2 separate regions of the Homo sapiens genome follow, and region 1 is linked to region 2. A link is an interaction called in ENCODE POLR2A ChIA-PET data of the cell type or tissue named here. Cell type or tissue: GM12878. All regions are shown on one strand. Links, peaks and the distances in the headings refer to the core of each region. The heading gives the core; the rest is flanking DNA.

The links. ChIA-PET counts read pairs that join two places held together with the same protein. Peaks named below come from ENCODE experiments on the same cell type or tissue, not always from the same donor. Only the 100,000 strongest peaks of a DNase experiment are listed, where the experiment ranks them.
Region 1: POLR2A ChIA-PET joins it to region 2 with 10 read pairs; 1 of 35 experiments calls an interaction of 5 or more read pairs at or near these places.

The regions. Positions count from the first base shown.
Region 1 is chr10:100,155,367-100,161,462 of GRCh38, reverse strand. ERLIN1 (ER lipid raft associated 1) reads left to right here. Exons shown (of 11, transcript NM_006459.4): 9 at 5,229-5,318. Among named protein-coding and RNA genes, the nearest start is that of ERLIN1, 28 kb to the left of the region's middle. RefSeq lists a silencer at 3,055-3,104 and an enhancer at 5,161-5,210. In GM12878, for the core only: a CTCF peak has its summit at 3,298 (motif pointing left); a DNase peak (open chromatin) is centred at 3,232; H3K4me3 peaks cover 210 bases; H3K27ac peaks cover 1,941 bases.
Region 2 is chr10:99,763,609-99,769,704 of GRCh38, reverse strand. No RefSeq gene overlaps it. Among named protein-coding and RNA genes, the nearest start is that of ABCC2, 16 kb to the left of the region's middle. RefSeq lists a silencer at 3,137-3,186. In GM12878, for the core only: no CTCF peak of the experiment used is centred there; DNase peaks (open chromatin) are centred at 3,194 and 3,754; H3K4me3 peaks cover 363 bases.

The DNA of each region.
Region 1 (6,096 bases), core at 937-4,936, 390 kb before region 2:
TCTTATAAATCTGTTTCTCCATTTAGGAGAGTTGTCTTTTAAAAAGTGTCATAATTTTCTTCTAAAGTTCTTGCACATTTATTAAAGATTTGTTCTTATATACCTTTATTTTTTTATTGACTTTTTTAAAGGCACATTTTCTAATGGGTTTTGTATAAGTATGCTGTTGATTTTTTTATTTAGCAATATTGCTGAAGATGCTCTTATTTCTAATAGTCGCTTAGATTTCCCATGAACAATCATATGGTCTTCAGACAATAGGTCCTTATCTTCACATAAGGACAATTTTATTTTTCTTCTAAGTCACATACTTTTTATTTCTTCCTGTCTTACTGCTTTAGGCTATGACTTCTAAGTACAGTGTAGAAAAGAAAGTGACAAGTATTCTTGTCCTTAACTTTAAATAGTCCCAGTGACATTTGCTGTACTTAACACTGGTTAATAAAGTTTCAATCTGTACTTTGCTTGCTGAGAGCTTTCATTTTGAATGGCTGTTAAAACTTTCAGAATTTTTTTGAGACAGGGTCTCGCTTTGCCACCCAGGCTGGAGTACAGTGGTGTAATCACAGTTCACTGCAGCCTCAGCCTCCTAGGCTTAAGTTATTTTCCCACCTCAGCCTCTCGAGTAGCTGAGACTACAAGTGCACGCCACCACACCCAGGTAATTTTTGTATTTTCTGTAGAGACAGGGTTTCACCATGTTGCCCAGGCTGGTCTTGAATTCCTGAGTTCAAGTGATCCACCTGCCTCAGTCTTCCAAAGTGCTAGGATTACAGGTGTGAGCCACTGTGCCCAGTCTGAAAATTTTTTCTACATATATTGAGATGTTTTTAAAGCTGTTAATATGGTAAATTATATTAACAGATTTATCTTTGTGTTTCTGGGACAAACAATCCACTTGGTCATTATATAGGTCATTATATACATTTTTATATAGTTTGCTGATAATTTCTTTAGAATTTTTACCTTTATTTTCATAAATGAGATCAGCTTATAATTTTCTTATACTTTTAGTGTTAGGTTTTTTTGTATCATGGTTATACTATCCCCAAGATGAGTTGAAGAGCATGGCTTCCTTTTCTGTGTTCTATTGTATATCACATCATTATGTATCAGATCTGTATAATTTCATCTTTGTAGGTCTGGTGGAACTCGTAAAAGCCATCTTAGTCTTGTGAGGTTTCTGCTTTTTTTCATTTGCTTTTTGTGGTAACAGTTAATCTATTGATTTAATTCCTGTATTGAGTATAGGTATATTCAGATACATGTTTTCTTTTTAAGCCAGTTTTGGTAATTATATTTTCATAGAAAATTGTTCATTTCATCTGATATTTCAAATTTTGGGGCATAAATTTGTTCGTAGAATTCTCTCATGATTTTTAAAACCTCTACCAAATCTGTGTGCCCCTTTTCATTGCTAATACTGTTTTCTTGTGCCTTTTCTTTTGCTGTATCAATTTTGCCAGAGGTCTGTTTTATTTTATTTATCTTTTCAGAGAATTGGCTTTTGTTTTGGTTTTGTTGATTGTTACTTTGTTTAAATTATATTATTTACACTTTTTAAAAAATATTTCCTTCCATCTTTTTTTTTTTTTTAGTTCATTTGTTCTTTTTTAACTTCTTGAGTTGGATAGTTAAGTTTAAGTCTTTTCTAGTGGAAACATGGAAGATTATAAATTTTCTTCTAAGGATTGCTTTAGCTATGTTTCACAGGTTTTGAAATGTACTTTGTATATTGGTGTTCAGTTTTAATTCTAAACCTTTTCCTTCTAATTTCTTCTTTGGCTCATGAATTATTAAAAGTATATGCTTCAATTTCTGGTTTAGTGGGTTTTGAGGGGCTACCTTTTTATTGTTGATTTCCAGTGTTACTACATTGTAGTCAGAAAATAAGACCTGTTATATGGATTCTTAAATATTTATTGAAAATTGCTTTGTGGCCTACCTGTACACGGTCCTTTTTTGTAAATGTCTGTGTGCTTGAAAAGATTGAATCTGTGTTCTCTGGTTGTTGGATGCAGGTTTCTTTATATACTCATTTGGTCAGGCTTATGAATTGTGTTGTTCACATCTTCTGTATTCTTCTAATTTTTGCCTTCTTGACCTATCAATTACTGAGAAGGATGTGTTAAAATTTCCCACTATGACCATGGGTTTGTTGACTTGTAATTTTTTTCTTTATATATTTTGGGACTATATCATTAAGAACATTCAGGTTCAGGATTGTTATATCTCCCTGGAGAATTGCTTCTGTTTTGTAATAATCTTTATCCCTAGATATGTTTTTAACTTAAGAGCTATTTTGCCTGATAATATAGCTATACCAGATTTTTCTTGGTTAGTTATTTTCTTGGTGTACCTTTTCCCATTCTTTTACTTTCAACTTTTCTATGTCATTATGTTTTAGGTGTGTCTCTTGTAAACAGCATATAGCTGGATTTTGTAATCTTATCCAATGTGAGAATCTGTCTTTTAACTGGTGAGTTTAGTCTTTTTATATTTATTGTGGTTACTGCTATATTTGGATGTGTTTGTATCATTTGATTATGTGCTATTTACCATGCATTTTTCTCTGCTTCTTTTTCCCTTTTCTGATTGGTATTGAATTGATTGAATTTTCTTTTCTTTTCTTCCTTTTACTTGATTGGAAGTTTTACATTCCATTGCTGGAATGTATAACTAGTTGTTAATCATTCTATCCTCTTCTTGAACAGTACCTTAGAATGCTTTAACTCTTATCACTGTCCTCCAGTCTTACATTTTATTATTGCGTAGTATTTTAGTTTCATGTTGTCTTTATCCTCCCATCAATTATGATCATTATGATTAATCCTTACAGTAAACACTTATTTTGATTGACATGTGTTGAGTAATGTTTTTTCCTCTCCATTGTTTCTGGTGATTTTTTTTTTCTAGTAATTTTTTTTTCAGTGAAGACTAAGGAGTGAAAGTTATCTTCGGTCCTCCTTGGTCTGAAAATGCTTTTATTTTATCCTTGAATGGTAATTTAGCCTACAATTCTAAACCAAGCTAATTTTTCCTTATCAATATGGCAGTATTATTTCAATTTTGTTTGGCTGCTTGCACCTATTTACAAGTATGTTGTTAGTCCAGTTGTTCCTTTTGAGTAATCAGCCTTTCTTCTCTTTTTGCTTTTAACATGTTTCTGTCTGTATTTGGGTGTTCTTCAGTTTCACTGTGATGTGGCTAGGTAGAGAAGAGGTTACTTCTTAACTGGGCTGGTTGGTAGAGTGTTTTAGTTCCCCTTTCATTAGAGTTGCAGCCCTCTAGAGGTCTCAGTTTTATGCAAGGGTCTTAGTCCTAATATCACAAGGCCTCATCTCCTGGTCTTGCATGGGTAAAAACCCAGGTCCCACTCCCTTCTTGTCTAATAACCACCCCAGGGACACCACCATACAGGCTCTCGGCTCCCCCTTGGCTTAAGTTACTTGAGGATCTCTCATTCTTTCTTACAACTCAGCCATGCATTAAAAAACAAATTTGCTATATTTCATCTAGCATTTTAAGAGGTTGTTAGCTAAAGGGTTTTCTCTCTGGCCTTTTGGCCTTTTGCACCATTTTTCTAGAAGTCTGGTCGTGCTTTTTATTGATTTATTCCCACATGACAGAGCTTTGTTGAATGAGATTACCACAACAGTCCCCCTATGTTGAGGTAACATCCTTTGGGTTCTAGCTGCAGGCTTCAGATCCCTCACCTTTTATTCATGTTTTATCTTGAGTTTCTGCTTACAGTTCAATTTCTAGCCCCATTGAACATAGTAGTTTAGTTTTTGGATGGTGTAATATAGATTGATTTTACATTGGTGGAGAAAGAGGGAATTATCTCCTGGAGCAGTTCGTAAAGCATACTGTTTTATGGAAAGAAAAAAATCACTTGGAAGTTTTCTTTCCATTATGTACTTTTTCTAGGGGTCAGAGATAAGATGTCCTAAAATACCCATCTTCTTTGACTGAAAAGGAGAATTGAGAATGTTCTTTAAGAATAGCAGTGATTGAATGTAAAGTGTAATTCAAGTCTTTCTTCCTTGTCCTGGGTCATTTGGGTAGGCCAGAGGTTTATTAAGGGTGTTGAGTTTCCTCTGCATGTACTTGCTTGCCACACCAACATGTTCACTCCCAATGCTTGTTTTCACCTTCTCAAATGAATCACCCTGCTTTCTGCTTTATTTCCCTACAGCAGTTGGAATACTCCTCTTCTGATACCATTTTCATCCTGTCATTTCCCTAATGGTAACTTAACAGTAGATCCTGAGTATAGTAAAACTAAGCTCCTTAGCCTGTCACTCAAGACAGAGGTCTCCTAGCCCTCTTTCTCTTCTTATTTTATGTTGTCTTCGCTTGTTGGCTGGTTCCATATCACCTCTCCATTGTGACTTGTTCATTTGTGCCTTCTTGTCTTTCTTTTTTTTGTTTTTGTTTTTGTTTTTGAGGCAGGGCCTCACTCTGTCACGCTGGCTGGAGTGCAGTGGCATGATCATGGCTCACTGTAGCCTTGACCTCCCAGGCTCAAGAGATCCTCTTGCCTCAGCCTCCTGTGTAGCTGGGACTATAGGCACGCACCATCATGCTTGGCTAATTTTATAAATTTTTTCTAGAGATGGAGGTCTCACTGTGTTGCTTAAGCTGGTCTTGAACTCTTGGGCTTAAGAGATCCTCCTGCCTCAGCCTCCCAAAGTGCTGGGGTTACAGGCGTGAATCACCATGACTGGCCCTTCTTGTCTTTCTCTGTGCTTCCTGGCATGTCTTCTTAGGTCATATCCATTATTTCCTTTAAGATTACTTCCAGAAGGTCTTCCTTGGTTTAACTTATGTCACTCATTCTTTCTTTCTCCTGCCACATTAATTGTCCTGTGTTGCCATGCATTTATGTTGCTCTGTTTTTGTTCTGTGGTACTTTCATAAAGTATCTTTTTTTCCCATTAGCTTGTGGACCGTTGCTACAGAGTTGCATGAAGGACTGGCACTTTAACCTTTTTTTACTCCTTCTTCCCACAAAACTAGCACTGTCAAAATAGAACAGTAAATTAGGAAATAAATTCCCTTTTTTCCTTTGAGTAGTTTACAGTCTGACTAGATAAAACTTAGTGAAACAATTAGCACATAAAACTTTCTGTAATTAAATGTTAGACTGTGTGCTGCTGGTTCGAAGTGCCTCAGGTACTGTAGAAATGGTTTTGAATGTGTCTTCTTATGTTGTATGATTATAGAAGCAGAGAAGATTGCACAAGTGGCAAAAATTCGGTTTCAGCAGAAAGTGATGGAAAAAGAAACTGAAAAGCGCATTTCTGAAATCGAAGGTACATTGTGGGGAGAGGATGAAGCTCTGCCTGTCCCGAACTGCCTCCTCTCTGCTCCAGGGTTCAGGCCTTTGATTGTGGTGGGTGAGAAGGCCATAGACAGAATAATCTGGTCTGGAGGAAATAGCTGGCCTGATAGTCTAAATAAATTTTTTTAAATTGCTATCACATTTCCAGCTTTTGGGTTTGTTTGTGACTGTGGGTAGCTCAGCTTTCCTTTTCTTCCTTAAATTGGGGCTTATTAGCTACCACTTTATTTTCAGGCAGACAAGGTATGAAAATTACCCATAATCAATAGTAAAGAATATACAAGATAATAAACCCCATCTCTGGCCGGGCGCCGTGGCTCACGCCTGTAATCCCAGCACTTTGGGAGGCCGAGGCGGGCGGATCACAAGGTCAGGAGATCGAGACCATCCCGGCTAAAACGGTGAAACCCCGTCTCTACTAAAAATACAAAAAATTAGCCGGGCGTGGTGGCGGGCGCCTGTAGTCCCAGCTACTTGGGAGGCTGAGGCAGGAGAATGGCGTGAACCTGGGAGGCGGAGCTTGCAGTGAGCCGAGATCCCGCCACTGCACTCCAGCCTGGGCGACAGAGCGAGACTCCGTCTCAAAAAATAAAAAAAAAATTAAAAATAAATAAACCCCATCACGACCAGTTTCTTTTCCACCTGTCCAAAAAAAAAACAAAATTAATTGGGGGGAAAAACAGTTTTCATGGAGGGCCTCACACTACTTGATTTCACATAGTGAGATGTTGATGTTCTTAGCTCGGTCT
Region 2 (6,096 bases), core at 1,369-5,368:
TCAGGCCCATCCTGAAGCTGTGGTAAGGTCAGCCTTCCCTAAAGCACATGGGCTACATGGAAGAAGAGTGATTTCTAGGACAAAACCAGGGTTGGAAGAGAAGGGAGAGATGAAGTCTGGACAGGAAACCAATGATGTACGTTAGAAATAAACCTTTAGTTTTATTGTAGTCCAGATTCAGGACAATGTGGGAAACAATCTCTACTATTTATTGTCATATTGTAAAAAGAATTTGTAGTGGCTTAGAAAAACATGTAAAATATAACAAGATACAATGTGAGTGAAGAAAAAAAGAATAGAAAAAAGAAGATAAAACGAGGGACAAGCCCATTATACAAAATTCATTCAATAGGATCCTGTCCACTTGCTACATGTGGGCTGCAATTTTGACTCTGAGCTTCCTTCCTATGTACCAATGAAAGGAGGGAAACTTAATCAGAGACTATATCAGTGAGGCTTCTTTTGGTTGCAAGGGACAGAGATCCAAATCAAACTGGTATAAACAAAAAAATGAAAAAGAAAATGTATTGGCTAATTTAATAGAAAAGTCCATGAATGATCTAGCTTTAGGCGCAGATGGGTTCAGAGTCTCAAACAACATCCTTAGGACGTTTGCAACTGTGTTGGTTTCGTTCTCAAGTAGGCTCTTCCCACTTGGTGGTAAAAATGGCTACGAAAGCTCTAGACTTACATGGTCCTCATGACCAGTAACCCTAGCAAAAAGAGTGTCTCTTTCCTGACAGCTCCAGGAAAAGTCTTTCGTAGGATTCTGAACAGCCCTGTTTGTGTTGTGTTCCCAGCTCTGGACCAATGAATATGAACAAAGGAATGAGGCATTCTGACTGGCTAGCCAATTCCCCTCCCATGGGCAGGGGAATTAAATCTATGTGATTAACAGTCGCACCAGGAAAGCATCATTATTCAGGGGCAGCTTCAGAAAGGAAAAGAGCTAGGCAGACAAAAAAAAAAATGTCTTTATAATGATATAATTCCATATACAAACCAATTGTTCAGAAGCCCAGCTACTCCTCAGGCTAACACTTAAGAAAAACATTCTCTTCTAGGGCTCCAATGACACACCTATATAAATATTTTATACAGCTGTTTCTAATTTTTTTTTTTGAGATAGTGTTGCTCTATTGTCCAGGCTGGAGTGCAGTGGTGTGATCTCAGCTCACTGCAACCTCCAGCTCACTGCAACCTCCATCTCTAGGGCTTACGCGATTCTCCCACCTCAGCCTCCCCAGTAGCTGGGACTACAAGTGCGCACCACCATGACCAGCTAATTTTTGTATTTTTTTGTAGAGATGGGGTTTTGCCATGTTGCCCAGGCTCATCTCAAACTGCTGAGCTCAAGCGATCCACCTGCTTCAGCCTCCCAAGGAGCTGGGATTACAGGCATGAGCCACTGTGCCTGGCCTCGAATACATTTTCAGTATAGACTAGTGGCATAATGCCAATGTGGTCTGATATTTTTTAAAAAAATTCTGTGAGGAACCAGAGCAATACAATCCAAATACACAACATTGTGATTTTAAAGGATAAAATTTTTCATCTGCACAGGAATGGGTGGATTGAATATTTTCGTCACAACTCTTGGTTGTAGGGGAAAAAATATCCAATCAAACCAGTGTAGCCAGTTTACCGAAAGACGTAAACTAGAGAACAAATAAGAAATAGTATTTTGCTCCCACCTGTGTCTTCAACTGTGCCATGTGAAACTCTCTTCCCTTGTCTTTTTTTTTTTTTTTTTTTTTGAGATGAAGTCTCGCTCTGCTGCCCAAGCTGGAGTGCAGTGGTACAATCTCAGCTTGTGGCAACCTCTGCCTCCTGGGTTCAAGCGATTCTCCTGCCTCAGTCTCCCGAGGAGCTGGGATTACAGGCACGCGGCACCACGCCCAGCTAACTTTTTTTTTCTTTTTTTTTGAGACAGGGTCTCGCTCTATCATCCAGGCTGGAGTGCAGTGGCGCGATCTCGGCTCACTGCAACCTCCGCCTCCTGGGTTCAAGCGATTCTCCTGCCTCAACCTCCCGAGTAGCTGAGACTACAGGCGCGTGCCACTATGCCTGGCTAATTTTTTGTCTTTTTAGTAGAGACGGGGTTTCACTATGTTAGCCAGGATGGTCTTGATCTCCTGACCTCGTGATCCGCCTGCCTCAGCCTCCCAAAGTGCTGGGATTACAGGCGTGAGCCACACGGCTAATTTTTGTATTTTTAGTAGAGACGGGGTTTCACCATGTTGGCTAGGCTGGTCTTGAACTCCTGACCTCAGGTGATCCGCCAGCCTCGGCCTCCCAAAGTGCTGGGATTACAGGCGTGAGCCACAGCGCCCAGCCCCTTCCCTTGTCTTGACCACATCTCAAGGCAGATCCTACAGCTTTTTGGTCTCTCTCAGGTATAAAAAGGTCCAGGCTAATCTAATCTGAAACTTCTTTCTCACATCCATTTTTAAACAGCCTTATTAAGATGAAATTACATGCAATTCAACCGCTTGAAGTGTACAAGTCAATGGTTTTTAGCATATTCACAGAGTTGTGCAACCACTGCCACAACCAATTTGGGAACATTTTTATTACCCACCAAAAACATCGACAACAACAACAACAACAACAAAGCCAACATCCAATTTAAAGCTTCTCTCCTGTTCGAGAACAGCCTGGCCAGCACGGTGAAGACCCATCTCTACTAAAATCACAAAATTTGCTGGGTGTGGTGGCACGTGCCTGTAGTCCCAGCTACTCAGGAGGCTGGGGCAGGGGAATCGCTTGAACCCGGGAGGCAGAGGTGGCAGTAAGCCGAGATTGTGCCATTGCACTCCAGCCTGGGTGACAGAGTGACTTTGTCTCAAAAAAAAAAAAAAGGAAAAATAGTAGAGTAGAGATGTTCTTAAACTGCCTAAAATGTCGCTGAGGCTGCATATGCTTTATTTATATTTATTTGTTTATGTATTTATTTGTAGAGATGGGACCTTGCTATGTTTCTCAGGCTGGTCTGGAAGTCCTGGCCTCAGGAGATCCTCCCACCTTAGCCTCCCAAGTCACTGGGACTGCAGGCTCGTGCCACCATGCCTAGCACTGTTTTAGTTTTTAGATGCCATACACGTTTGTTTTTGTGGTAATTCTTAGCAAGAACTTTTTTAAAAGATGGGTCGCAGTCCTGTATGAAACCCACACAATCGTTCAGTGCTAACCGCTGGCAAGTTAGTTAACACCTCTAGACCACAACCACATGGCTGTGTAGTAGAGTGGTCACATGCATGTCGTGGACTCTGGATCTAGCTACCTGGGTGCACAGGACTTAAGTGCTCCGTCCCTCAGTTTCCCCATCTGTGAAATGGGGATGACTGAGCTAATACCACCTGCCTCACAGTTTGCAGCAGGGATTCGATGAGTGAACACTTGGACGGTGCCTGGAATAGTGCCTGGTTCCTAGGCAGCGTCCTGTGAGTGTTAAATAAAATATCTTTTCATGCTGATTTTCCTTTCTGCTTTGACATGCTGAGATTCTGTTTTAGCTGCAGGATGGTTTGAGTATGGCTTTGGTTTTCTATTAAAGCTTCTTTGATCTCTTAGCTCAACCATTTCAACAAAGCATATGGTCTCTGCTTGCAGGGGATCTTGTGTGGGTGCATTTTCTGGTGCTCTTTGATAAGGAGTGGGGTATGAACATTTGGTTTGGGCATGACAGCTTAATGACTTTCCACAATAACTTCTTATATCAAAGATTATTTCCCTTAAGCCTGGGAGTTGAAACAATATATTTTGCTAGAAAATAAATAAGCTTGGAAGGAGGAAATGAGAATTTCATTATGACTTGCGATGCTTTTGCCTTTTAAAATTTCATGACATGTGCTTTCATTAAGTAAAAATATCCCTCCTTCAAAAAAAAAAAAAAAAGCTTCTCTCCTTTATTGGCTCAGGGACCAGTTACTTCTGGGGAACAAAGTCTCATTACTTTTTATCATTTTTCCTTGTTATTCAATTCCTCCTTCCCTAATTCCAGGATTCGAGCAGGGAGGTGAGAACCTGGAGAAGGGGTACAAAAGTAATTTTGCTGGCTCAGGGACCAATGATGAATTTTTCAGTATGTGGGACTTCCAATGCAAAAACCGGAAAAGTTCCAAGCAAACAAGGATGGCTGGCCACCTTATGAACTGGTGCTGTTTGTAAATCACTCTTGCTTGATCAAAGGCTAACCATAAACGTTTTCAATGGGCCAGGTGCGGTGGCTCACGCCTGTAATCCCAGCACTTTGGGAAGCTGAGGCGGGTGGATCACGAGGTCAGGAGTTTGAGACCAGCCTGCCCAACATGGTGAAACCCCGTCTCTACTAAAAATACAAAAATTAGCTGGGTGTGGTGGCGTGCGCTTGTAATCCCAGCTACTCTGGAGACTGAGGCAGGAGAATCATTTAAACCCGGGAGGCAGAGGTTGCAGTGAGCCGAGATCACGCCACTGCACTCCAGCCTGGGCGACAGAGCAAGACTCTGTCTTGGAAAAAAAAAAAAAGAGTTTTCAATATTTCAGCTGCTTTCCAAGTGGTCCAACCTGTATTCTGTCCTTCAGCAGTATAATTTCCCACTAGTAATGTTAAGTTTGATTACTGGGTTAAGGTGAAAACAACCAGATAGTCAATTATGACATTTTCTATTTTTATGACTAGCAAGTAACCTATAGGGTGATATTTTGGCACTGTGGATATTCAGCTCCCATTCAACATTTACCAAACGGTTTTAGCATTGGTAATCTTTGACTGATTTATTTCATTTGGAGTTAGTTACAAAACTGTTTTCTAATTCTAAGAGATAAATAATGTTGCTATGAACATTCATGTACCAAGTTTTCGTGAGGACATATGTTTTCAATTCTCTGGGAGTACATACCTAGGAGTGGAATTGCTGGGTCATATGGCAACTCTGTGTTGAACATTTTGAGTAATTCCCAGACTGTTTTACCAAGGAGTGGCACCATTTTACATTCCCATCAGTGGCATATGAAGGTTACAGTTCCTTCACATTCTATCCAACACTTGATATGGTCAGACTTTTGGCTTACAGTAATCCTAGCGGGTATGAAGTGGTATCTCATTGTGGTTTTGATTTGCATTTCCCTAATGACTAATGATGTGCATTTTTTTTTTTTTTGAGATGGAGTCTTGCTCTGTTGCCCAGGCTGTAGTGCAGTGGCGCAATCTCGGCTCACTGCAAGCTCCGCCTCCCGAATGATGTGCATTTTTTCATGTACTTGTTGGTCAGTTGTATACCTTCTTTGGAGAAATGGTTATTTTCTTTTTTTTTTTTTTTTTTTGAGACAGGGTCTCGCTCTGTCGCCCGGGCTGGAATGCAGTGGCACGATCTCGGCTCACTGTAAGCTCCGCCTCCCACGTTCACGCCATTCTCCTGCCTCAGCCTCCGGAGTAGCTGGGACCACAGGCGCCCGCCACCACGCCCGGCTAATTTTTTGTATTTTTAGTAGAGACGGGGTTTCACCATGTTAGCCAGGATGGGAAATGGTTATTGTTTATTGTTGAGTTGTAAGTGTTCTTTGCATATTCTAGATACAAGACCCCATTGTATATATGATTCGCAGATTTTCTTCCATTCTGAGGGTTGTCTTTTCACTTTATTGATGCCACTTTGAAGCATAAAAGTTTCCAACTTTGATAAAATCCAATTTATCCAATTTTTTTCTTTTGTCATTCATGCTTTTGATGTTATGTCTAAGAAGGCTTTGCCTAACCCAAAGGTCACAAAGATTTACCCGTTTTCTTCTAAAAGGTTTTTTAGTTCTTAAATTTAGGTTATGACCCTTTGAGTTAATTTTTGCATTTGGTGTAAGGTAAGGGTCCAACTTTATTCTTTTGCATGTGGATATCCAGTTGTCTAAGCATCATTTGTTAAAAAGACCATTCTTTCCCCCACTGAATTGTCTTGGAATCCTAGTCAAAAATCAATGGACTATAATGTAAGTGCTTATTTCTGGACTTTCAATTGTATCCTATTGAGCTATATAATTATCTTTATGCCAGTACTACATGGCCTTGATTACCATAGCTTTGTAGTAAGTTTTGAAATCAGGAAGTATGTCATCAAATGT